Regions from separate parts of the Homo sapiens genome. Here regions 2, 3, 4 and 5 are each linked to region 1. The links are chromatin loops, found by intact Hi-C in ENCODE. Cell type or tissue: B cell. All regions are shown on one strand.

Evidence for each region. A loop is a pair of places that touch in the nucleus more often than their neighbours do. Peaks named below come from ENCODE experiments on the same cell type or tissue, not always from the same donor. Only the 100,000 strongest peaks of a DNase experiment are listed, where the experiment ranks them.
Region 2: it touches region 1 in a loop (12-fold over the local background); 6 of 110 quality-filtered maps call a loop at or near these places.
Region 3: it touches region 1 in a loop (8-fold over the local background); 102 of 110 quality-filtered maps call a loop at or near these places.
Region 4: a loop joins it to region 1, with 18 times the contacts of the local background. A loop is called at or near these places in 90 of 110 quality-filtered maps.
Region 5: it touches region 1 in a loop (27-fold over the local background); 101 of 110 quality-filtered maps call a loop at or near these places.

What each region holds. Positions count from the first base shown.
Region 1 is chr7:5,492,585-5,497,584 of GRCh38, reverse strand. All of the region lies in intron 3 of FBXL18 (F-box and leucine rich repeat protein 18), which reads left to right. MIR589 (microRNA 589) reads left to right here and starts at 1,668; the gene lies at 1,668-1,766. RefSeq lists enhancers at 2,325-2,374, 2,445-2,524. In B cell, CTCF peaks have their summits at 2,592 and 2,792 (motif pointing left); DNase peaks (open chromatin) are centred at 1,643 and 2,704; H3K4me3 peaks cover 446 bases; H3K27ac peaks cover 1,322 bases.
Region 2 is chr7:5,825,924-5,830,923 of GRCh38, reverse strand. It overlaps the pseudogene ZNF815P. Among named protein-coding and RNA genes, the nearest start is that of RNF216, 47 kb to the right of the region's middle. In B cell, a CTCF peak has its summit at 2,977 (motif pointing right); a DNase peak (open chromatin) is centred at 2,963.
Region 3 is chr7:5,675,244-5,680,243 of GRCh38, reverse strand. The region is part of intron 13 of RNF216 (ring finger protein 216); the gene reads left to right. The region is part of intron 1 of RNF216-IT1 (RNF216 intronic transcript 1); the gene reads left to right. Among named protein-coding and RNA genes, the nearest start is that of RNF216-IT1, 2.7 kb to the left of the region's middle. In B cell, CTCF peaks have their summits at 1,799 and 2,006 (motif pointing right); DNase peaks (open chromatin) are centred at 766 and 2,073; H3K4me3 peaks cover 575 bases; H3K27ac peaks cover 2,191 bases.
Region 4 is chr7:5,702,035-5,707,034 of GRCh38, reverse strand. All of the region lies in intron 13 of RNF216 (ring finger protein 216), which reads left to right. Among named protein-coding and RNA genes, the nearest start is that of MIR6874, 7.4 kb to the left of the region's middle. RefSeq lists an enhancer at 3,886-5,000. In B cell, a CTCF peak has its summit at 2,384 (motif pointing right); a DNase peak (open chromatin) is centred at 2,384.
Region 5 is chr7:5,662,944-5,667,943 of GRCh38, reverse strand. The region is part of intron 13 of RNF216 (ring finger protein 216); the gene reads left to right. It overlaps RNF216-IT1 (RNF216 intronic transcript 1), which reads left to right. Exons shown (of 3, transcript NR_046834.1): 2 at 1,240-1,334. Among named protein-coding and RNA genes, the nearest start is that of RNF216-IT1, 15 kb to the left of the region's middle. In B cell, CTCF peaks have their summits at 2,210 and 2,409 (motif pointing right); a DNase peak (open chromatin) is centred at 2,383.

The DNA.
Region 1 (5,000 bases):
TGGAGTCCCCCGGCCATGCAGCCAGCTTGGCGCCACCCTCCCTCTCGACCTCCTCCCACTGCAGACCTGTTAGTGTTGGGTTGAGAAGCGCAGGATCAAACCCAGGACTTTCAAATGGCAGAGCAGATTGCTAGAAGCCTCTGTATTTCCTGTCTGGTGGAGTCACCAGGCCCTGGATCGGCCGCTTTGATTCTCAGCTCGAGCCACTGCGAGGCTCCGTGCGTGGGGAGCGGGGTGGTTATTCATGCTCTGACCCAGGCATCCTGGAGAACCAGGACGGGCGACTGCTTTGAGAACCAGACGGGCGACTTTTCAGAATCTCCCTGCTTTAGAAATTTGACGCAAAATGCATGTAAAATTTGGGCTTTCCCACTTTTTTTTTTTAAAAATGGTCTCATTCTGTCTCCCAGACCGGAGTGCAGTGGCATGATCACAGCTCACTGCAGCCTCGACCTTCTCTGGCTCAGGTGATCCTCCCACCTCAGCCTCCCGAGTAGCTGGGACTATAGGCACATGCGACCATGCCCGGCTAGTTTTTTTTTTTTTTTTTTTTTGAGACAGAGTCTCACTCTGTCACCCAGGCTTGAGTACAATGGCATGATCTCAGCTCACTGCAACCTCTGCCTCCTGGATTCAAGCGATTCTCCTGTCTCAGCCTCCAGAGTAGCTGGGATTACAGGTGCCCACCACCATACTCGGCTAATTTTTTTTTTGTATTTTTAGTAGAGACGGGGTTTCACCATGTTGGCCAGGCTGGTCTCGAACTCCTGACCTCAGGTGATCCGCCCACCTCGGCCTCCCAAAGTGGTGGGATTACAGGCGTAAGCCACTGTGCCCGGCCGCCTGGCTAGTTTTTTGTATTTTTTGTAGAGACGGGGTCTTGCTGTGTTGCCCGGGCTGGTCTTGAACTCCTGGGCTCAAGTGATCCTCTTGCCTGGGCCGCCCAAAGGGCTGGGATCACAGGTGTGAGCCACTGTGCCCGGTCCGGAGAGTCTGTTAAGTGTGGCCTCCTAGTTGATGGGCCTAAGCCAAGCCCTGAGTCCAGGCTGAGGTCTGGCCTGGGAGAGTTGCTTTGGCGTCCTCAGCTCATAGGTGGCCTTTAGCCACCTATGGATCCAGGTGAGCCCACGGATTGGGCTGGGGCACACGTGACAAGGATTGGCCAGGAAGAGGAAGAAGAATGTGGAAGGGAGACCGAGCAGAGGCTGTCAGCAAGGGAGGCACTGGCCGGAGGGAGGGGGTGTTCCGGAAGCAAGAGGCAGAGGTGACGGCAGCCACCGCGGGTGGAGGGGACCTTTGGGCTCATGTGACCTCTGCCAGGTGCTTTTCATGGGTGTACAGGTCTTGACCCCTTTGATATTCTCAACAACCTCTGAGTGTCGACACAGTTGTACCCACTTAATGGATGAAGAAAGTAAGGCCCAGAGAGTGCATGAACTTGCCTAGGTCACATGGCTGCTTGTCTCCGGCCTCCCGAGGTCAGCGTGATTTCATGGTCCCCGATGGCCTCCGGAGTCTGGGACGGAATCCCCGTGGCCAAGGGCCTTCCTCAGGAGCAGGGCCATGGAGAAGGCGCGGAGAGGCCTGCGGGTTCTGTGGGTTTTGTGGGTTTTGTGGGCCAGCCTGAGAGACCGACCCTGCTCATAATGCCATCTCTGTGGACAAACTCCAGCCTGTGCCCAGCAGCCCCTGAGAACCACGTCTGCTCTGAGCTGGGTACTGCCTGTTCAGAACAAATGCCGGTTCCCAGACGCTGCCAGCTGGCCCCGTTCCTCTGGATTCCTGCCTTCTGCGGCAAGGGAGCCCGGACGCTGCAGTGGAAGGAGCAGGTGGCACTCGCTTGCCCGTGGGCAGGAGCTGTGCAGAGGAAACGGCGCTGGGATCCCTGGAGGCTGGCACGATGCTCCGAGGCCGCATCCTGGGGCGGCCGGAGTCTCTTTGGTGGCAGAGCTTGGAATCCCACGCCAGCCACCTGCTGCCACTGGCAGCCCCCACACCGTGACCCCCAGCTTTGTGCTTGCTGGGGCTCCTGGCAGGGAGGGGGTGGTGCAGGAAGGAGTCGCTCTGGCTGGGACTTGGACACACCTCAGTAGTAAGGGGATTACAAATTGGGCAGAAAAGACACCTTCTTTCCCTAGACCAGCTAAGCCCTGCTTGCGGTGGAGGGCGGGGGAGCGTGTCACCCTGAGTCACCCGGGCTGCTGTGAGCGTGACCAGGGCAGCGTCTGGGCAGAAGCGGGCCATCCTTTTCAGAGCCAGGCCCCGGAGCCACCCTAGGGACACCTCGGAGGCCTGGGTGCTGCTCTCACGGCCCGTGCAGTGGGTGGCCAGATGGGAGCCCCCGCACTGTGAGCTCAGCACCTTTCATGCCCACAGAGTCACCAGGAGACCCAGGTGCCCCCTCAGGGAGCAGAATGGGGAGGCTGGATCCTCACTCAAAGGTGAGGCCCGGCGCAGTGGGAGCCTTTTCCTCGTCCCCATCCTCCCTGCAGACGCTGCCGGTCACTCGAGTCAGGTCAGCTCTGCCACCGTCCTGGGTGCCGTGCCCCAGGCGGCGTGCTGTGGGAGCCTAGGAAGCTTTAGACGTGCCAGGCCCGCTGCCTGACCAGTCACTCCCGTGGGCCTGCCACATCCTGAACACCTGTGACAGGTGACTTCCTCCGGGGCGGAAGAATGTGGATGTGGTTATCTCGTGGAAAAAAGGTTTTTTTTCCACGCTCTGCAGACTTGGTTTTTAACCCCAGAGGCTCGGGGCGATCTGGGGCGGGTAGCACGGAGCCGCATCGCCACCTAGTGACCACACGACGGCACCGTCCTTGCCCAACGCCCCGTTTCCATCTCCTGCTGTCTGGAGCCTCCTGCTTTTGCTTTGGAGAGAAATCCAGAGGTGACTTTGCAGCTCAGCAGGTGCGGCGCCTGCACCGTCTTTTTTACCCCTTCCCGTTTCCCACCTTCCGGTCTGCAAAGGGTTGTTTACTTTAGGATTTTTTTAGGGAGAGGTGGTATTTAAAATATACGTAATGAAAACATTTTATTACTATCTTTAAATAAAAACAATCTGAATAGCTTAACAAAACAAATATAGAAAAATAAAGACAATTTGGATGTTTTATTTTATTATTTATTTAATTTTATTTATTTATTTTTTTGTGTGAGACAGAGTCTCGCTCTGTCACCTAGGCTGGAGTGCAGTGGTGTGATCTCAGCTCACTGCATCCTCTGCCTCCAAGCAATTCTCCTGCCTTCGCCTCCCCAGTAGCTGGGATAATGGGCATGCCCCGCCACGCCCAGCTAATTTTTTTTTTTTTTTTTGAGATGGAGTTTCACTCTTGTTGCCCAGGCTGGAGTGCAATGGTGCCATCTTGGCTCACCGCAACCTCTGCCTCCCAGGTAGAAACGATTTTCCTGCCTCAGCCTCCCGAGTAGCTGGGATTACAGGTGTGTGCCACCACGACCAGCTAATTTTGTATTTTTAGTAGAGATGGGGTTTTTCCATGTTGGTCAGGCTGGTCTCAAACTCCCGATTTCAGGTGATCTGCCCTCTTCGGCCTCCCAAAGTGCTGGGATTACAGGCATGAGCCACCGTGCCCGGCCTGCCTGGCTAATTTTTGTATTTTTAGTAGTGACAGGGTTTTGCCATGTTGGCCAGTGTCGAACTCCTGACCTCAGGTGATCCGCCTGCCTCAGCCTCCCAAGGTGCTGGGATTATAGACGTGAGCCACCGCACCTGGCTGAGAATTTCTGCTTAAATCAATTAAAAGAAAATTAACTACCAGGCATGGTGGCTCACGCCTATAATCCTAGCACTTTGGGAGGCTGAGGCAGGAGGATTGCTTGAGCTCAGGAGTTGGAGACCAGCCTGGGCAACATAGTGAGACCCCTGTCTCCACACACACACACGCACGCACGCACGCACGCACACACACACAAAAGTAAATAACCAGTCTCTCATGAGCCACACTTCCTTTATTCTTTTAAAAAAAAAATTTTGGCCAGGTGCAGTGGCCCACGCCTGTAATCCCAGCACTTTGGGAGGCTGAGGCGGGTGGAGCAAGTGGTCAGGAGATTGAGACCATCCTGGCTAACACGGTGAAACCCCATCTCTACTAAAAATACAAAAAATTAGCTGGGTGCGGTGGCAGGCGCCTGTAGTCCCAGCTACTCGGGAGGCTGAGGCAGGAGAATGGCGTGAACCCGGGAGCTTGCAATGAGCTGAGATCACGCCACTGCACTCCAGCCTGGGCAACAGATCGAGACTGTCTTGCTCTGTCATCCAGCTTGGAGTGCAGTGGCACGATCCTAGCTCACTGCAGCCTCGAAGTCCTGGGCTCAAGCGATCCTCCCACCTCAGCTTCCCGAGTAGCTGGGAGTACAGGTGCGTGCCACCATGGCTGGATAATTTTTGTACTTTTTGTAGAGCTGGGCTCTCACTATGTCGCCCAGGCTCTTCTCAAACTCCTGGGCTCAAGTGATCCTCCTGCCTTGGCCTCCTGAAGGGCTGGGATTATAAGTGTGAGCCACCATGCCCGCCGTGACTTGGTCTTTTTGTGTCACCTACCAGGGAAGAATCTCCATGCCTGTGGCGCCTTCTGCTGTGGCTGCCCTCAGCATCTGTGCTAGGATCCTGGGGCTGCCAGGACAATTGATCACAAACTGAGTGGCTTCATGCAACAGGCATTTATTGTCTCACGATTCTGGAGCCCAGAGGCCCCAAATCAGGCTATGGGCAGGGATGGTTCATTCCTTCTGAGGATGGTGAGGAGGAACTCGGGCGCCTGCCAGCCACGCCTGGCACTGCTTGGCTGGTGGACACGTGGCCCCAGTCTCTGCCTCTGTTGTGACCTGGCCGCCTTCTGTCTGTGTCTGGGTATCTCTGTGCCTTCACCTGGCCTTATAAGGAACCAGTCATTAGATTTAGAGTCCCCATCATGCAGGATGCATCCTCCTCTTAACTCCCTTGCATCCGCAACAAACCTGCCTCCAAATAAGGCCACACCCTC
Region 2 (5,000 bases), 330 kb before region 1:
CCTCCTGGGTTCAAGTGATTCTCCTGCCTCAGCCTCCCAAGTAGCTGGAATTACAGGCACGTGCCACTACGCCCAGCTAATTTTTGTATTTTTAGTAGAGATGGGGTTTCACTATGTTGGCCACGCTGGTCTTGAACTCCTGACCTCAGGTGATCTTGCTGCCTCGGCCTCCCGAAGTGCTGGGATTGCAGGCGTGAGCCCCCGCGCCTGGCCATCTTCCTCCCTTCTTTTTAAATTTCTGCTCATTCTCTTTTACCTTTGGGGTTTTGCTCTTTTTTTCTCTTTTTTAAATATCTTTTTCTGGAAGACACAGACTGGACAATGGGGGTAGATGCTCCCTATTCTTTTTTCTGTGGAAGCCACCTGAGCTAAATGTCATTAAGTTTCACTCCTTGTATTTAACATATGTATTAGGACTAGCCGGGTGCAGTGGCTCACTCCTGTAATCCCAGCACTTTGGGAGTCCGAGGTGGGCGGATCATGAGGTCAGGAGATCGAGACCATCCTGGCTAACATGGTGAAACCTAGTCTCTACTAAAAACACACACACACACACACACACAAAAATTAGCCAGGCTTGGTGGCAGGCACTGGCAATCCCAGCTATGCGGGAGGCTGAGGCAGGAGAATGGCATGAACCCGGAAGGCGGAGCTTGCAGTGAGCCGAGATCATGCCACTGCACTCCAGCCTGCGCGACAGAGCGAGACTCCATCTCAAAAAAAAAAAAAAAAAAAAAAAAAAAAAGGTATTAGGACTTTAATAATACATTAAAAAGAAAAAACTAAAATCAATTCTTGGAAAGGTTTGATTAAACCTAATAAAGTAATTGGTTTGTATTTAAGATTAATAAAATTGACCGGAAGCCAGGCACAATTGAGTAAGAGAAGGCAAAGATAAACCATTTGTGCACATGAAAAAGACAATTTCAGATACGGTCGAGGTTTATAATTGTAAGATCAGTATAAACAATTGCCATAAATTCAAAATTAAATGGGATACTTTTCTAGAAAATATAAATTACTAAAATTGACTGACAAACAGAAAACCAGAATAAACCACTCAACATTAAATGAAATGGATTCATCTTAAAAAATATAGCCATTGGGGAAACACCAGGAATTTTACCACATTCTACTCAAGATTTTTGCAGTGTTCATAAGACAAAGTGAATTTATATATAAAATATATGCTAAAAATAAATGAGAAAGACAACCCCTAAAGAAATATAGGCAAAGGTGATAAACATACAAAGCAATCTTATACACTGTTCATGGCTACACTCCTGTCTAGTAAATAAACAAAAACATAGATATATAGCAATTTTGGCCAGACACAGTGGCTCACGCCTATAATCCCTGCACTTTGGGAGGCCAGGGTGGGTGGATCACTTGAGGCCAGGAATTCAAGACCAGCATGGCCAACATGGGGAAAACCCTGTCTCTACTAAAAATACAAAAATTAGCCAGGTGTGGTGGTGGGTGCCTGTAATACCAGCTACTTGGGAGGCTGAGGCGTGAGAATCACTTGAACTCAGGAGGCAGAGGTTGCAGTGAGCCGGGATTGTACTGCTGCACTCCAGCCTGGGTGACAGAGTGAAACTCCATCTCAAAAAAAAAAAAAAAAAAAAAAAAAGGCAAGCATCAAAAGCAATCCTGAATACTAAAAGAAAAATACATACATTCCATAGATCCCACTGACTCAAAAAATAAAATTAGAAAATAAAAAGAATGCAAAAAAATATTTAAACCACTAAATACACTAAATATGAAATGAATCCATACTCAAAAGTATTCCCAAAGAAATACCAAGCCTGTATGTTTTTTAGGAATTTTATCAAACTCTCTTCAAGACTTTTGCGACATGTGTAAGTGGTTTATTTGGGTTTTGTATATGTCAGTCAATTTTAGCAATTTACAATTTTCTACAAATGTGTCTTAATTTCAGATTTATGCCATTAAATGATTTATAGTAACATCTCACTTTTTATAAACATCTACTGACCAGGTGCGGTGGCTCACACCTGTCATACCAGCACTTTGGGAGGCCAAGGTGGGTGGATCACCTCAGGTCAAGAGTTTGAGACCAGCCTCGTCAACATGGTAAAACCTTGTCTCTACTAAAACTACAAAAAAAAAAATTAGCTGGACATGGTGGCGCATGCCTGTAGCCCCAGCTACTCGGGGAGGCTGAGGCAGGAGAATCGCTTCAACCCAGGAGGTGGAGATTGCAGTGAGCCAAGATCATGCCACTGCACTCCAGCCTGGGCGACAGAGGGAGACTCCATCTCAAAAAACAAACAAACAAACAAAAGGCCAGGCATGGTGGCTCATGCTGTAATCCCAGCACTTTGGGAGGCTGAGGCAGGCGGATTGCCTGAAGTCATGAGGCTGAGGTGGGTGGATTGCCTGAGGTCAGGAGTTTGAGACCAGGCTGGCCAACATAGTGAAACCCCATCTCTACTAAAAATACAAAAAAATTAGCCGGGCATGGTGGCGTGCGCCTGCAATCCCAGCTACTCCAGAGGGTGAGGTAGGGGAATTGCTTGAACCAGGGAGATGGAGGTTGCGGTGGAGCCAAGATCACGCCACTGCACTCCGGCCTGGGCGACAGAGCAAGACTCCGTCTCAAAAAAAAAAAAAAAAAATCTATCTACTGTATCTGAAATCATCTCTTCCATTCTAAAATAGCCGATTTCTATTCTCCCTCGACCAGTGCAGACTGAAGTTTGTCTAAATTTATTCATTTTAAATACAACCAAATTTTTGTTTGTTTTTAACAAATCCTTTCCAATAAGTAATTTTAGCTTTTTCTTTTTAACTTTTTACTTGAGTGACTTGAGACTCAAAAGAAAGTCTCAAGAATAGTATGAAGAATTTCCAAATACCCTTCTCATCTACATCTCCCAAATATTAACATTTTACCACATTTATGCAGGCGGCTGATGAAAAAGGTCCCACCACAAGGTGGCAGAGTACACACCTGGGCGAGGCTTTGTGCAGGCAGGAAGGCCCTCAGGTTAGAGGCCATCCCAGGGCTGTGGCATGGGGGCCATTACCCAGAAGGAGAGGGGGCAGGGACAGCTCCTGGGTATCTCTGAGAGCCTTAGGGTCTTTTTTTTTTTTTTTTTTTTTGATATGGAATCTTGCTCTGTCACCCAGTCTGGAGTGCAGTGACACGATCTCCAACCTCCGCCTCCCGGGTTCAAGCAATTCACCTGCCTCAGCCTCCCGAGTAGCTGGGATTACAGGCCCCTGCCATCATGTCTAGCTAATTTTTGAATTTTTGTAGAGACGGGGTTTCCCCATGTTGGCCAAGCTGGTCGTGAACTCCTCACCTCAGGGGATCCGCCTGCCTCAGCCTCCCAATGTGCTGGGGTTAAAGGCATGAGCCACCGTGCCCAGCTAGCCTTGGGGTCTTGAAAGCCACATGGTTTGTCTTATACATGGCCAGCAGATGTTGGGTGCAGTTTCCCAGGTATGTACAGCAAGAGATCTCTAAATCACTACAAATCTGCATGTACTTCGGCTATGATTCAAACAACTGGGGCCAGGCATAATGGCTCACACCTGTAATCCCAGCACTCAGGGAGGCCAAGGTGAGAGGATCCCTTGAGCCCAGGAGTTCAAGGCCAGCCTGGGCAACATAGCGAGACTCCTGTCTCTATTAGAAAATAAAACAGGCCAGGCGTGGTGGCTCACGCCTGTAATCCCAGCACTTTGGGAGGCCAAGGCGGGTGGATCACCTGAGATTAGGAGTTCAAGACCACCCTGGCCAACATGGTGAAACCCTGTCCCTACTGAAACTACAAAAATTAGCCAGGTGTGGTGGTGGGTGACTGTAATACCAGCTACTGGGGAGGCTTAGGCAGGAGAATCACTTGAACCCGGGGGGCAGAGGTTGCAGTGAGCCGAGATCACACCACTGCACTCCAGCCTGGGCAACAGAGCAACTGTCTCAAAAAGAAAAAAAAAATAAATTATTCAATTTAGGTTTAATGTCTCATGATTAGATTCAGGTGATACGTTGTGGCAGAAATTTTTTTTGTTTTAACTTGCTCTATTTTTTTAAGTGGGAAAACACTTAATTCCATAAAACAGAGTATATGTTCGTCTCTTCCTTTTAATTTCTCCTCATATGCTTTTACTTTCGGGGGTTTGAGCTTGTTTTTTCTTTTTTTTTTTTGAGAGGGAGTCTCGCTCTGTCGCGCCGGCTAGAGTGCAGTGGCACAATCTCGGCTCACTGCCAGCTCTGCCTCCCGGGTTCACGCCATTCTCCTGCCTCAGCCTCCCGAGTAGCTGGGACTACAGGTGCCTGCCACCACACGCGGCTAATTTTTTGTACTTTTAGTAGAGATGCGGTTTCACCGTGTTAGCCACGACGGTCTCGATCTCCTGACCTCGTGATCCGCCTGCCTCAGCCTCCCAAATTGCTGGGATTACAGGCATGAGCCACCATGCCCAGCCCCTATTCTCTTTTCTATGCTAACCACCTGAGCTGAATGTCATTAAGTTTCATTCTTTTTATTTAACACATATATTAGGACTACAGTAATAAGTTAAAAAGAAAAAAAATCAATTTTTGGAAAGGTCTTATTAAAACTAATAAAATAACTGGTTTGTATTTAAAATTAATAAAATCGACCAGATTCCAGGCACAATTGAGCAAGAGAAGGCATGAAAAAGACAATTTCAGATATGGTCAAGGTTTGATTTTTTTTTTTTTTTTTTTGAGATAGGGTCTCACTCTGTCGCGCAGACAAGAGTGCAGTGGCGTGATCTCGGCTCACTGCAACCTCCGCCTCCCAGGCTCACGCGATTCTCTTGCCTCTGCCTCTTGAGTAGCTGGGATTACAGGCGTGTGCCACTACTGCCCAGCTAATTTTTTTTTTGGTATTTTTAGTAGACACGGGGTTTCACCATGTTGGCCCGGCTGGTATCCAACTCCTGACCTCATGTGATACACCCGCCTTGACCTCCCAAAGTGCTGCAATTACAGGTGT
Region 3 (5,000 bases), 180 kb before region 1:
TTAGAGCATGAAGAGACTTCCGGAAGAGGACACAGAGTGTTAAAGTAGAGGGGAGCGTGTGTTTCCAGGGCGAGCTCTGAGGAGGCTGGAAGCTTCAGGGCCAGCTCGTGGGGGAGATGTCCCTTGTGTGAAGAACGTGGACTTCTTCCTGATTGCAGCAGGAAGTCTATCCATGGTCATTAAACAGGGTAGTGAAATGATCAGATTTAGCTTGTCACATGATTATTCTGGTAGCAGAGGACTGAGGATGTAATGATCCCAGCAAGAGACTCCCAGGACCCTAAGGGACTCGCTGTGCATACAGGGTCCCTATTGTGTTTCTTAAAGCCGACTGTGGAGCCGCCTGGCTCACCTGCCCAGGGACTCTGGCCGCTTAGCAGAAAGGCGGGTGAGGGACCTGGAGGAGCATGATAGTCTCTCCTGCTGAGGGTCTAAAGATGCTCATTCCCACAGGGCCAGTTGTTAGAAATGCAGGCACTCACACAGATACGCTCTTCTCTCAGTGGTGCCTGCCTTTCTTTTTTTGTTTAATTGTTCCTTGCAGTAGCACATTCCATGGGAGATTCCATGACAGGGCTATTCTCTCGATTTCAGTGGTTTTGATTTTGTGTCTGTTGTCATAGCGCCTGGAGCTAAGCCTTATCAAATAATTGCACATCTGGTGATCACTTAGGCTTCCAGAAATGTGAGGCAGGGAGGACCCTCAAGGGACTCTGGTCAGCACTCCTACTGCTGAGAGGCTTCACCGCATTCCCCCAGACTCACCAACAGCCTCGTTACACTTGTTACGGTGTGTGTGCACCAGTGCGCTCAGCGCCTGCATCCTCACAACCCAGCCCCTTGTGAGGCTGGCCGGACCACAGCTTGCCCTGTTCTGCACCATTCTAGGGCTGAAGGATTTGCCCAAAATATGTCACTAGATGGTGACAAACAGGCCCTTAGTCCAGTGCCTTTAGCAGGGGCTGGCTGGAGCAGCATGGCCATGTTCAGATGCCTGTCCCACCACTTGTTAGCTGTGTGCACCGCCCCCCCGCCACCGCACCACCACCACCCCTACCCGAGGGTGACAGGATCCTCCTGAAAAGTCTGTTAGGAGGATTAAATGACTTGATAACTAAGATGTTTCATCCATAAGCACTCAATAAATGGTAGCTGCTGCTGTTATTCATTCCACTGTATCTAATCTCTGTACTCTTAAATTTTACAACTTTACTCAATAACTTTTAAAATATTCTACACTTGTGGCTCCCATAAATTTCCTCTTTGCTCTATTGAGGCCATTTCTAGTCCCTGTGTGATCAGGGTTATTGGAGAGCAACTGATAAACCAGCCATGCTCCCCACTTCCTCTCTAGGAGCTCGGCCTCCTCAGCTTGTCTGCAGACCTTTGCCTCTTAATTTATCCAGTCCAGCTCTCATGTCTTCCCTGATGAAGTGGAGTCGAGAAATCTGCTCCGTCACCTTCTGTGTGAGGAGCAGCCTCTGCAGCTTGTCCCACTGCTGTAGCTCTCACAGTGCAGGGTTTCCTGGAAGCGTGCTTGGAGGGTAGCAGGCCCAGGAGGCACAGTTGTGACTGGAGCCATGGCAGAGCAGCAGTTGATATTTGTCACTACGAGTGCCGGCCTCCTTATAAGCACTCCTTTTATAGATAGGGAAGCTGAAGCTGGGAGAGGTGAGGTCACTCACCTGAGGTCACTTTAGTAAGTAGCCATGGTGGACTACTCAGGCGGGCCCAGAGCCATTTTCCTGACCACCAGGTCATGTGGGGACGCCAGGTGGCATGAATCTCTGAATCTCATTTTTCTCTGCGCTTGGGGAGGTGGTAACGTAGGTCAGTCCTTGGCGATGGTTAGTTCCCTGCCCAGGGCCTGTCAGCCTTAACATTCTTCTGATCCTGTTTATGAAACGCAGGTAATATATTGACATTGCAGAAGCTCAGAGAACATAATTGAAAGTCTTGTAGATGGCAGTAAAATGGGAAGATTTTTCAGACTGGTTTTCTTATTGGTCTGGTGAGGAGCTAAAAGTTACAGCAGGCGGTCAGCAGAGGGCCCCAGAGCCTCAGAAGTAAACCTAGATTTGGGCACATGCCTGAGTATTGGCAAATTTATGTAGCCGGGGCCCTTTGGCTCCACAGTGGGGCGTCAGGCATTGGAGTGCACATCTCTGAACTGGGAGGAAACCTCAGTACCACCAAGACGAAGACAGGTGTGTAGGAGAAGGTAGAATACCAAGAACAGTCGCAAAATCTGGTTACCCCCTGGAAAGATCACTGTGGTCTTACTGCTCCAGTTAAGAGTGTGGGTGTGTAATAACAGGGCTGGGGCTGTGTATGTAAACCAGGAACCTGGAAGAGAGCAAAGAGCTGTTTTTCTAGCTCCCTTACATTCCAGTATCCTCCTTCCCCTGATTCTACTGGATTCTGATTTAGTTACTCTAATGGTCTCTGCATAGACAACCCTTCCCCTTGGGCAGACTCTGATTCCTAGGATTTCCTGAGCAACACTCCCAGGACTCTGCACAGGAAGTGGAGAATGAGGTCAGGCCAGGACTGGAAGGGGATTCACCTACTCTCATAGCGATTGAATGGTAATTCCAGACCTGTTCTTAGTCAGTTCTTTCCAATCTGAGGATGCTAACACAAATATAAAAGACAGACAAATGGTTAAGCCCAAAGTGCTTAGGATGGTCCCTTTGTAAGGGTTTGCCATTATTATAATTTACCAGAAGCCATATAAGTGGCCTTTCGATATGGCTTGGATCTTTTATTTCATTTTTTCTTCTAGTTTTCCTTTTTGTTTTCCTTTTATAGAGGAAAGCCTGAGAAAATGGCAAGAAAACCAAAAGAATATGGTTCTGTGATTAGTAGTCCAGTCTTACAATGGAGATAATTTACCTAGTGCCCACCTTTAGTGAACGCAGATGGCATTGCCCAGACCACCCATACAGTAGAGCATGTAACATCCAGAAGCAAAAGACAACAGCAGATAGCGACTCCTTGGCTGATGTTGCAGAAGCACGTGCTGAGCAGTCTCTAAATCACATGTGTTTGCTCTAAAATTAACACCTGGACAAATTAGAATTAATGCCATTAGAAAATGAAATCACTTCTGTTTTCCACACTATGTAAACCATACGTCAGAGTGCCCTAAAAACAAGGGAGATGTATGTGGTCTGTAGTGGTATTTCTCTTAGGTCAGGCCACTAGTTAGTTCTCTTACGAGGTTCGTTTCATGTGGTTGGTGGGTTTTGGTTTGGTTTGGCTTTTAAGGAACAATAACCCTTCCCTATGGGAAATAATGGGCCTTGGATGAGGTTATGTCCAGTGTTCACTGGTCCCATTTTGAAGTGCCCCAGCTGGATGCACACCTGGTCATAGACCCAGGGCCAGCCTTGAATCTAGCCTGGGACAATGACCAGAGAGGAAGTGCTTGGAACCTGAGTCCAGTGGCTTTTCTGTGTCGTGGCTCAGGTTGCACTGTATGTTTAGGAGTTTTCTTTCTCTCCCAGTTGTTAGGCCGGAAATGCCATTATTCCTTAAGAATAGGGGCATAGGGGGCCCAGACTTTTCAGCCGGAAGCTGCTCCTCCCAATTGTGTGTGTATTCCCCTGTGGTGCCCCTCTAATGTCCAGGTATCTTTTGTGTGCCAGGAGCCCCATGAGAGCTGTGTTGGTCACACAGCCAGGCAGACAGGACGGACGGGAGACTGTGAGGAAGCAGAGGCCACTGGCTTGGCCTGAGTACTCAATGCAGGTGCAGCTCGGTGGGGTTCCCCAGCGACAGTTCTCACAGATGGGGCTTGACTTGGTTCAGAATCATACTTTTTGCAACTGCCGTCAGCACTTTTAAGGGCAGCTTTGTTTTGTGTTAAAAGTTTGCATAAAATTATAAGGTATATAGCTGGAGAGAAAGAAATTTCTTTGGCATGGAAAGAACTTGAGGCTGGCCGCGGTGGTCAATGCCTCCCACTTTGGGAGGCCAAGGCGGGCCGATCACTTGAGACCAGGAGTTCAAGATCAGCCTGACCAACATGGCAAAACCCTATCTCTCCTAAAAATACAAAAAAATTAGCCGGGCCTGGTGGCATATGCCTGTAGTCCCAGCTACTTGGAAGGCTGAGACGAGAATCACTTGAACCTGGGAGACGAAGGTTACAGTGAGCCGAGATCGCGTTGCACTCTAGCCTGGGCAACAGAGCAAGACTCTGTCTCAAAAAAAAAAAGAAAAAAGAAGAGGGCCAGGCGCAGTAGCTCACGCCTGTAATCCCAGCACTTTGGAAGGCTGAGGTGGGCGGATCATCTGAGGTCAGGAGTTCAAGACCAGCCTGACCAACATAGAGAAACCCCGTCTCTACTAAAAATACAAAATTAGCCAGGCATGGTGGTGCATGCCTGTAATCCCAGCTACTCAGGAGGCTGAGGCAGGAGAATCTCTTGAACCCAGGAGGCGGAGGTTTCAGTGAGCTGAGATCGCACCATTGCGTTACAGCCTGGGCAACAAGAGCGAAACTCCACCTCAAAAAAAAAAAAGAATTTGAATAGAGTTAGCGCTATAGGCTTCATGACCTTGCTCCTTTGTTCGTTTGTTTGTTTGTTTGTTTGTTTTGAGAGGGTCTTGCTCTGTCACCCAGGCTGGAGCGCAGTGATGTGATCCTAGCTCACTGCAGCCCGACCTCCTGGGCTCAAGCAATCCCCCTGCCTCAGCCTCCTGAGTAGCTGGGACTGTAAGTGGGCACCACTACACTCAGCTAATTTTTTTAAATTTATTTTTCGTAGAGGGTGTCTTGCTTTGTTGTCCAGGCTTGTCTCAAACTCCTGGCCTCAAGTGATCTTCCTGCCTCAGTGTTCCAAAGTGCTGGGATTTACAGGCATGAGCCACTACACCATGCCAAAGTCACACCTCCCCTGTCCCCTGGGATATGGCCCAGGAAAGCCTGTCCCCTCTGGGGCTTCTAATTCTTGTCTGTGCAGAACCTAGCGTGTGTGCAGAGGGATAAGAAT
Region 4 (5,000 bases), 210 kb before region 1:
GGTAGTCTCTGATTAATGGTGCTCTGTAAACTGAATATCCACATGCAAAAGAATGAACTTAGACGCTGATACCATATCTCATATCATAACACAAAAATCAACTCTTTAAATGGATTAAAGACTTAAGTGTAAGACCTGAAACTATAAAAACTAGAAGAAAACGTAGGTGGAAAGCTTCATGACATCAGTCTTGGCAATGATTTCCTGGGTATAATACCAAAAACAAGGTGACAAAAGCAAAAAACAGGCAAGTGACTACTAAGATGCTTTCAGCAAAGGAAACCATCAACAGAGTGAAAAGGCAGCCGGTGGAAAGGAATTGAAATCCTTTGGGAAAGGATCTCAGCATGTTCCTGTGTTCATTGCAGCATTATTCACAGTAGCCACAAGATGGAAACCACTTACTGACATGTTCGTCAACAGATGAATGGTTAAAATTTGGTATATTATGCAGCCTTTGAAAAGAAGGAACTCCTGGCACATACTAACAACACAGATAAACCACCTTGAGGGACATTGTGTTCAGTGCAATTAGCCAGTCATAGAAGGACAGATACTGCACGATTCCACTTAAATGCAGGATCTAAAGTAGTCAGACTCATAGAAACACAAAGTAGAACCCTGGGTGCCAGAGGCTGGGAGAAGGCAAAGTGGGGAGTCACTGTGCAGTGGGAAGTTTCAGTCATGCCAGATTAAGTTGTTTAGAGATCAGCTGTACAACATTTTGCTAACAGACCCTGTACACTTAAAAATGTGTTAATTGGGTAGTTTTTGTATTGTGTGTTTTCACCACAATTTTTTTTTTTTTTTTTTTTGAGATGGAGTGTCGCTGTGTTGCTCAGGCTGGAGTGCAGTGGTGCAATCTCAGCTCACTGCAACCTCCACCTTCCGGGTGCAAGCGATTCTCCTGCCTCAGCCTCCTGAATAGCTGGGACTACAGGCACATGCCACCATGCCCGGCTAATTTTTTGCATTTTTAGTAGAGACGGGGTTTCACCATGTTAGCCAGGATGATCTTGATCTCCTGACCTCGTAATCCTCCACCTGCTTCGGCCTCCCAGAGTGGTGTTTTGTTTTGTTTTGTTTTGTTTTGTTTTGTTTTGTTTTGTTTTGTTTTAGTTTTTGTTGAGATGGAGTTTCGCTCTTCTTGCCCAGGCTGGAGTGCAATGGTATGATCTTGGCTCACCATAACCTCCGCCTCCCAGGTTCAAGCAATTCTCCTGCCCCAGCCTCCCGAGTAGCTGTGATTACCTGCATGTGCCACCACGCCCGGCTAATGTTGTATTTTTGTAGAGGCGGGGTTTCTCCATGTTGGTCCGTCTGGTCTCGAACTCCTGACCTCAGGTGATCTGCCTGCCTTGGCCTCCCAAAGTGCTGGGATTACAGGGTGAGCCACCGTGCCCAGCCTACCGCAGTTTTTTTTAAAGGGCATATGGTTCATTTTTTCCCTCTGCCAAGAGGGATGTGCAGCATGAGTGAGAACAAAGTCTGTTTTGAACTACTGAGGTTTGAGTTTGTTCCAGCAGCATAACCTAGCACATCCTGACTGATAAGGATCATAAGGACCATAACTGCCCTTGGAGTTGGAGAACAGGAGCAGATTTGAGAGGTAGAGGATTAGAAGGTGATATGTTGCATGTGAAGGTGGGGAGAAAGCCAGAGGTCTCACAGGCGTGTCTGGTTTGGACCACTATGTAGTTGATGATGCTGTTTACAAAACTGGAAATGGAATCCAAAAGATTCAGGAGAGATTACTTTTGTTTTGGACATGTTGAGTTTTTAGGGGAGACATCCAGTGTGTACGTGTTTTTACAATGCCTGGCACATAGTAGGTGCTCCATAAATCAGTGACCCTAGATCAGTGATCCGGGTCAGTAACACAGGGAGAGATCTAGGCTGGAAAAAGATTTTGGAGTCTGAAATGAGCAGCAAAAGGAGGAAAGAGGAGGAGAGGGGTAAGGTGCCCATCAGGGAGATTATTATTAGCTTAGAAATGCTGGGCCATGCTAAGTTTAAAGTATGTTTTTTCATTTATTCACATCTTTTTATGCCCCTCAGCAACGTTTTGCAGTGGAGAGAATGTGTGTTATGATTACATGATGGATTACAGTATGTTTCAGAACTTGACTTTCACCTATGGATAACAGCATTCACATTTTAGTTTCTAATGTTAGGGTAAGGATTGTAGGTGTTTGGCCCATCATGGAAAATAAAGTGAAAAATGTTATATGGGGACCTGAGGCAGTGACGGCCTGGTGGAGCTGGCTCAGTGACCACCAGAGGAATGAGAGAAGTCCCCACCTTGTCCTTTGGATGAGAAAGGAGAGTTTATGCCTAATCTTCTGTCCTTATTTGTGGGCTGTGGAACGAGTTGCCACTAGGTGGCACAGATGCTCCATGAGGAAAGGGTTTTCTTCCTCTTGGGTGTTTGAAAAGTATGTGTCAGCAAAACACTGTTTTGTAAGCAGAATTGACACAGTTCTTTTGGGCTCAGTACCAAAGCAAATCGCTACGTGCATTTAGACTTTATCTAAGAAGTCCATGTTATTAGCGCATACGCTTTTACCTTTCTCAGTTGTGCAAATTCTCCTTATGCCATTCTTTGTAGCAAGATGGCTAAAGCAGTCGCTAATCCTTGAGGATTCCTGATATTTAAGACATGAGCCACAAGCTAATTTTGACCCGTGTGAGACTAAGGGCACCTGCTTTCTCATTGCAGTGTCTTTGCCAGTAATATAAATTCCAGTTGGCTTTTCAGGAACTTGTCGCTCTGAAATGAGGCGTTTATATTAATACGGCATTAATATAAACGTATTAATATAAGACGGCCTCTGGAGGAGGACTTGAATGGCTGGAATCAGTCCTCTGGAATCCCTGAAGAATAAGACACTGTATCTTTGATGAAATGGAGAGAGTCTTTGTTTCATTGATATGATGGAATGCTTTTGTCAAGGCTCTCAGCTCCCTTGTGTGTTCTCAGATAAAGAATTCATTAGTTTGTTTTCAGTGTGCTGCTTTTAGGAATGAATTGGGTGTGTTTGGTGTGAGACTGAAGAGTGTTACATAAAAGGAGATTTGAAGGTGATGCTTCTGGAATATGTATTCTTAGGGTCAGAAGTTTCACTGTTGAGTCTTTTCTGCCTTGCCACAGCCATAACTTTGCTTTATAAACTCAGAGCTGTGTAAGTCAAGTTTTCCAGAAACTTAGGGCCACAAGGTGGAGGTTTAGGCACACTCATGAAGCAAGCGCTAACGACGAGAGACCATCAGGTGGTGAGAGTTTAATCAGAGTAACTGAAGAACATCTGGTGTAGTCTTTTCGTGGAAACTGCAAATGTGTGTGTGGTTGTGTAACCACCCATCTTTTCCCAATGTCACTTGTATTTATTTATCTTTTCTCACCTGCCAGCTTTCTTCCCTGCTTGTTTTTCTGCCCTTTCTAGGTTCCCATCCTATTCTTTGTAGCATTTGCTGTTTTTAACTTTACAGCCGTGAAGTACAACCAAAATTCACATCTGCAGTGAACCAGTTTGTTGGTTAAAAAACAGGCATCTGCAGCCTCCTACAGTAGCTGCATGGCTGCGTGAAGAGAATGTAAATGAGTGTGGACCAGCTATCAATGCCAGGGCAGCTCCAGCTGTGATGGCGGGTGGTTGGCACTTATTAACAGCACTCTAATTTGGGGCCCAGCCAGTCAGCTGACTCCTGTGCTGAGCACGGCCTTCACATTTATCTAGAGATGAATGAAGCTTGGGCCACTTGTTCCTACTATCAGGGAAGACCTTTATTCAGGAAGTAGCGTTGACAAGAACCAAATAGCTGGGTAACAAAAAGATTTTTAAGCCCACAAATGAGGACTCATTTACTGGAGTGGAAGTCCATGCTGCATGATGTGAGTCAAATATGAAGGAGGGTGGTGTGAGAATTTCTCATCATGGAATGTGACCTGCCCTTGCTCCTCCAAGGTGAGTCACTTTCTTCAGAGCCCAGCATGGGTCCCTCTGAAGAGCTTCAGGTTCAGGCCGCAGAAGGACGCTCCCTTACAGGTATATCATGTAGGGTGCCTGGCAGAGCTCTCAGCTCATATTGGTCCCCACAGCAGCCCTACAAAATAGACACTGGCTTAAAGTCAGGTGATGGTAAATGGCAGAGCTGAGTGGGTCGCAGACACCATCCCTGTGAGCCTCCCTTCCGTCACGTACTGAGCAGGGCTGGCGTCATAGCAAGGAGGCTTCAGGATTTTTAACTCTACTTGTGTCTGAGTACTTCTGTCAGTTTTCACTTTTTAAAATTTCACTTTTTAAAATTTAAAAGCATAGTGAATCTATTCATCACAGACTTCTTGATCCTGGGAAGGTTTTGGTTAATTACACACGCAAGCACATCCTCTTCCCTTACCTGCTATTGAAGCACAGTAAATACAGCATAGAGTAGATGTGTTTGTTAGATTCTTTTAAAGAAGAAGAAAAATAATAAAAGGCAAATGTTGCTTGCCTCCCTTCCCACCCTGCCTTCCCATTAAGAGTCAAATACCATGCTTGCTGTTTCAGTGATTATTCAGAAGGGAGAGAGCTGACAACCCGAAATAGGGAAAGGTAAAAATACATACGCATTATAACAAAACGCCAATATGAATAAAAATTTTATTTTTGTTTCTGCTTGGCCCTGTGGAAATAGTTTTTTACCCCTGTATTTCAGCTACTTTATCCCTCATGTCAGATGCTAATGGTAGAAGCACCTGCCTCTCCCCTTGGCCCGCCTTGGAGGAGGCTGGGAGCTGTGAGTGAACATGGACTATGCTGCCACTCCCACTCCCTCTGCAGGGCTGCTGCAGCCCCTCAGGTTTCTCCCCTCGAAACTCGCAGAGGCAACTGCTGACCCCCCGGCAGGTGGCAGAGCCCACACCCACCTGCATTTCAGAGCCAAGGAAGTCTAGAGTCAGCGTGGGCTCCGAGAACCCGGCAGCGACCTGGGGCCTCAGATGTCGCCGACCTCCCTGA
Region 5 (5,000 bases), 170 kb before region 1:
CTGCTGAATGACTCAGGATGAAGCCTCGACTTCCTCCTTCCCATCCCATGCCCAGACCCCAGTGGCTCCTTTCCCCAATCTGATCCAGTGACTTTAAGTCCAGCTGTTGTCAGCCTGGGCATGAGGAGGAGTGTCAAGATGGTCTTTGTCCTACCTGGAAGGAGGCTTCCTGGAATCTGCAGCCTCTCTTCCAGGGCATGCTGACAGTGGAGTTCCAGCAGGCAGGAGCTGGTTTTGCTGGCTGTTCCTGCCAGGCCAAGATTCCCAGCAAAACCCTGGGAAGCCCAGAGGTAGCCCAAGCAGTGAGCAAAGACAAGGTCAGCCTGGCTTGTTTCTGCCCAAGTGATAACAGTGTTTCTATTTGACAGTTTGAAATGATTAGATCTGCTTCCTATGCATGGCCCTGCTCCTGCAGGATGGAGAAGGCTGGGGGGTTCCCCTGGTTCCCGGGCATTGTTCCTTATCAGCAGAGTCACCTCCAGGGTAACTAGAGATGGGGCTGGTTTTCAGTTCCTGGCAGTGATCCTTGGGACTTCCTATTGTGAGAATGAGCCTTTTGGTGCCTTTTTAAAGAAACTTTAATTCTGAATGAATTCTAAATTAATGGCTTTTAAACTTTTTTGTTTGTGACCTATAGTAAGAAATATAAATTACCATAAGCTTCATCCAAACATAAATAAATATAGGTGGAACAGAAACAGTTTTATAAAACAAATACTTGACACATGGAATGTGCCCTAGTATTTTTGTTCTAACTTTAAATCCACTAGTCATAATCTACTGAAGTGACTTTACAACCCACCATAGGGCCACAGTTTATAGTTTAAAAGTCATGGCTGGCCAGGCACAGTGCCTCACAACTGTAATCCCAGCATATGGGAGGCCGAGGCGGGTGCATCCTTTGAGCCCAGGAGTTTGAGACCAGTCTGAGCAACATAGCAAGACCTGGTCTGTACAAAAAATTAGCCAGGTATGGTGGCATGTGCCTGTGGTCACAGCTACTCTGGGCACTGAGGGGGCAGGATCACTTGAGCCCAGGCTTGAGCCCAGTGAGCTATGATGGCACCACTGACTGCACCCCAGCCTGGGTGACAGAATGAGACCCTGTCTCAAAAAAAAAAAAAAAAAAGTCATTGCTGTAGTAACTTCGGTTCCACAACCTGTATTGTATGGAGCATCTATGGGGAGCAAATCCTTTGGAAGGGGCTTAGTCACAGCCTCCCCTCCTGCCCTTTCCAGGCTGTGAGAAGCTCGGCAGGAAGGCGGGAGAGGCCCCACCTTCAGAGGCGCAGCTCAGAAGGCTTGAGAGCTCCCCGTGAAAGGGATCCCTGCAGGTGGGGTTCTTTGGGAATCAACCTCATGCACAGCCATTGCAGAGGCTCTTCTTCAGCATCTGTTTACTCTGGGCTCAGGCCCCAGGCAGCCTGCAAACCCAACCCTCCTCTCCACCTTACAGCTCTGCCCACCCTGCTCCTCCCTGTTCCTGGTGCCTGGAATTCTTTCCCCCAGATAGCACCAGACTCTCTCCCTCGCCTTTCTTAAGTCTTCACTTACATGCACCTTCGCAGAGAGGCCTTCCCTGACCACCAGTTTATAATCGTGAACTATTTCCCCCTCTCCACCCCAGTGCATTCTTCCTTTATTTTTTTCTCCTCAGCACTTACAATCATGTCTTAACTGTATATTACACTTAATGTGTGTCCCCACTGCAGAGCAGGACCCATAGTCCTTAGTAGGAGCTCACATACTGGTTTCGGATTTTTTTTTTTTTTTTTTTTGAGACGGAGTCTCACTCTGTCGCCCAGGCTGGAGTGCAGTGGCGTGATCTCCACTCACTGCAAGCTCTGCCTCCCAGGTTCACGCCATTCTCCTGCCTCAGCCTCCCGAGTAGCTGGGACTACAGGCGCCCGCCACCACGCCCGGCTAATTTTTTTGTATTTTTAGTAGAAACGGGGTTTCACCGTGTTAGCCAGGATCGTCTCGATCTCCTGACCTCGGGATCCGCCTGTCTCGGCCTCCCAAAGTGCTGGGATTACAGATGTGAGCTACCGCGCCCGGCCTTGGTCTTGGAATTTTTATATAAATGTCCACATGATGCCATTGCCTAGGCGTTGCTGATATAGTCTCGGTGATTCTGTTAAACAGCCATTCGAGAGAAACAGTCGTCTGTATTTGAGTAACTAAGGGAATTGGTAGTTTTGTTTGTAGTTACTATGATAAAGATAAAATTGAACTTTGATTTATTCCAGAAAGACTTTACCCTCCCACTCTGTCCTCGAAGCCCTGGTCCCCATAGTATAGTAAAAAGCCGGCAGCTATGTGTGGTCTCTCCCAGAGCAGTCAAGCTGGTGTCTCGGTGCCTTGTAACTTTCCATCCCTAGGGGGCAGCATTAGCACAGAAACCACATATAAAGCTTCTATTCCAATTTGTCACCTAATCCTGGTGGCTCAGGGAAAGAACTTTTCTAATCCACAGAAATAACACTTCAAGATTTCTTTTTTCAAAGCCTGGTTCTGTACATAGAAATGGTAGGTGAGGTGTGTATGAAAACAAAAAATATTTAAGAACAACATGAAATCTTCCCCAAAGAAGCCCTTTCCTCAGGACTAGGGAGTGAGGTGGGGGAGGCTTTGTAATGGTTCCCAGAGCTCTCACTTGGCCACTCCCAGATTTGAATTTCTGCATTTGGAAATGTAAAGGTTCTCCTTCCTTTGAGAGATGATTTACTGTACTTTGAGGATAGAGAGGAATCCCCTGCATGGTGAGCTTGGCTTCTTAGATGTGACATAATCAGATCATTACAAGACACTGTTAGAAGAATTCATGTTAGAATTTTGTGTGTCCTGGCTGGGTGCGGTGGTTCGTGCCTGTAATCGCAGCACTTTGGGAGGCCGAGGCGGGCAGATCACCTGAGGTCAGGAGTTCAAGACCAGCCTGGCCAACGTGGTGAAACCCAGTCTCTCCTAAAAAATACAAAAATTAGCCAGGCCTGGTGGCGGGCGCCTGTAATCCCAGCTACTTGGGAGGCTGTGGCAGGAAGAATTGCTTGAACCTGGGAGGTGGAGGTTGCGGTGAGCCAAGATTGTGCCATTGCACTCCAGCCTGGGCAACAAGAGCAAAACTTCATCTCAAGAAAAAAGAAAAAAAAGAATTTTGTGTGTCCTTTAAGAACTGGACCCAGGCAGTTTGGATTATCTTGTTTCTGGGAGTGCAGAGGAGAATGCTGGCCAGTGGGGGAAGCGTGCAGCCTACCCTTGGGCGGCAACTGGCCTTCCACAGCCCCTGGGGGTGTTGGGGAGAGCCAGGCTGGGACACAGGCAGAATGCGCATTTCCAGTCCTGACCCCTCTAAACCAGAAGTTCTCTTGGGCACACATTTTCAGGGTCTACTGTTTGTGAGCTCCTTTTATCCTGATTGAAGAGAGATCAACTTCCATGTCTTGAAACTACAGGAGAAAATCAACAAAGAACATCCTAATTGAAACATATGCAGTACTTTCTCACACCATCTGCAAGCATTTGGTCATTAGCTGCTTGGTAATAACTGCTGTTTGTAGTTTAACTCATTAAATTGGGGAAAGACATTAGGGAGCAAAGAAAGGAAGGACAGTAACTCATCCTTAAGGCTGAAGCTGTAATGAATTAACCTGAAAGGGTCGTATATATTAATAATTTCATTTTCTCATAAAATACTTGGCATAATTATAAATAAGACCCAATAGGGAGGAAATAATGTTCTTTCAGAGAGGAGATAGATACGCTTTTTTTGCCCATGGAAAGTACAAAAAAACAACTCTCTGCATGGAGAAGATGTGCTTTGTCTTGCCAGCCTCCAGCTCAGACATTCAGCACCTTGTGCCGCTCAAATCTAGTGCTAGGCCCTAGAAATCCAAAGATACCTGAGATGTACGGTGGTTGATTACGAGCCCCTCCAGGTCAGGAATTCTCCAGGCTTCATCTCCATCGCATCTCCATGTGGCACAGAATAGGCACTCAAGTGAACTTTTTTTTTGTTTTGGGGTTTTTTTGTTTTGTTTTGTTTTTTTGAGACGGACTCCCTCTCTGTCGCCCAGGCTGGAGTACAGTGGCAGGATCTCGGCTCATTGCACCCTCTGCCTTCTGGGTTCAAGTGATTCTTCTGTCTCAGCCTCCTGAGTAGCTGGGACTACAGGCGTGCGCCACCACACCCGGCTAATTTTTGTATTTTTAGTAGAGACAGGGTTCACTATGTTGGCCAGGCTGGTCTCGAACTCCTGACCTCGTGACCTGCCCGCCTCAGCCTCCCAAAGTGCTGCGATTACAGGCACGAACCACTGTGCCCGGCCTCAAGTGAACTTTTTTTTTTTTTTTTTTTTTTCCTGAGGTGGAGTCTCGCTGTGTCGCCCAGACTGGAGTGCAGTGGCGCAATCTCAGCTCACTGCAAGCTCCGCCTCCCGGGTTCAGGCCATTCTCCTGCCTCAGCCTCCCGAGTAGCTGGGACTACAGGCGAACGCCACCACACCTGGCTAATTTGTTTTTGTGTTTTTAGTAGAGACGGGGGTTTCACCGTGTTAGCCAGGATGGTCTCGATCTCCTGACGTCATGATCCACCTGCCTCGGCCTCCCAAAGTGCTGGGATTACAGGCGTAAGCCACCATGCCTGGCCAAGTGAACTTTTTTTTATTGGATGAATTGAGCCCTCCATGCCAAGCCTGTCCATAGTGACCAGCAGGACGTCATCTTTGCCGCAAGGAGCGCCTGGCATTTGGAAAAGATGTGACATAATCAGATAATTACAAGACGCCACTAAAAGTGCAGTAACAACGCATAAGCTAAGTGCTGTGGGAGCCCAGTGAGCAAGTGCCAGCTCTTCCCGGGTCATTTGGGTTTCCCAAGCCACTGGTATTTGAAAGGAGAACTGGTGAGTAGGTGTTGCCAGAGGAGAAGAGATATTCTTAGGCAAAATGTTGTGCCATTGAGGGCATAGGGGGTGTGGGTGCTGGATTCTCTGAGCGCTCTGT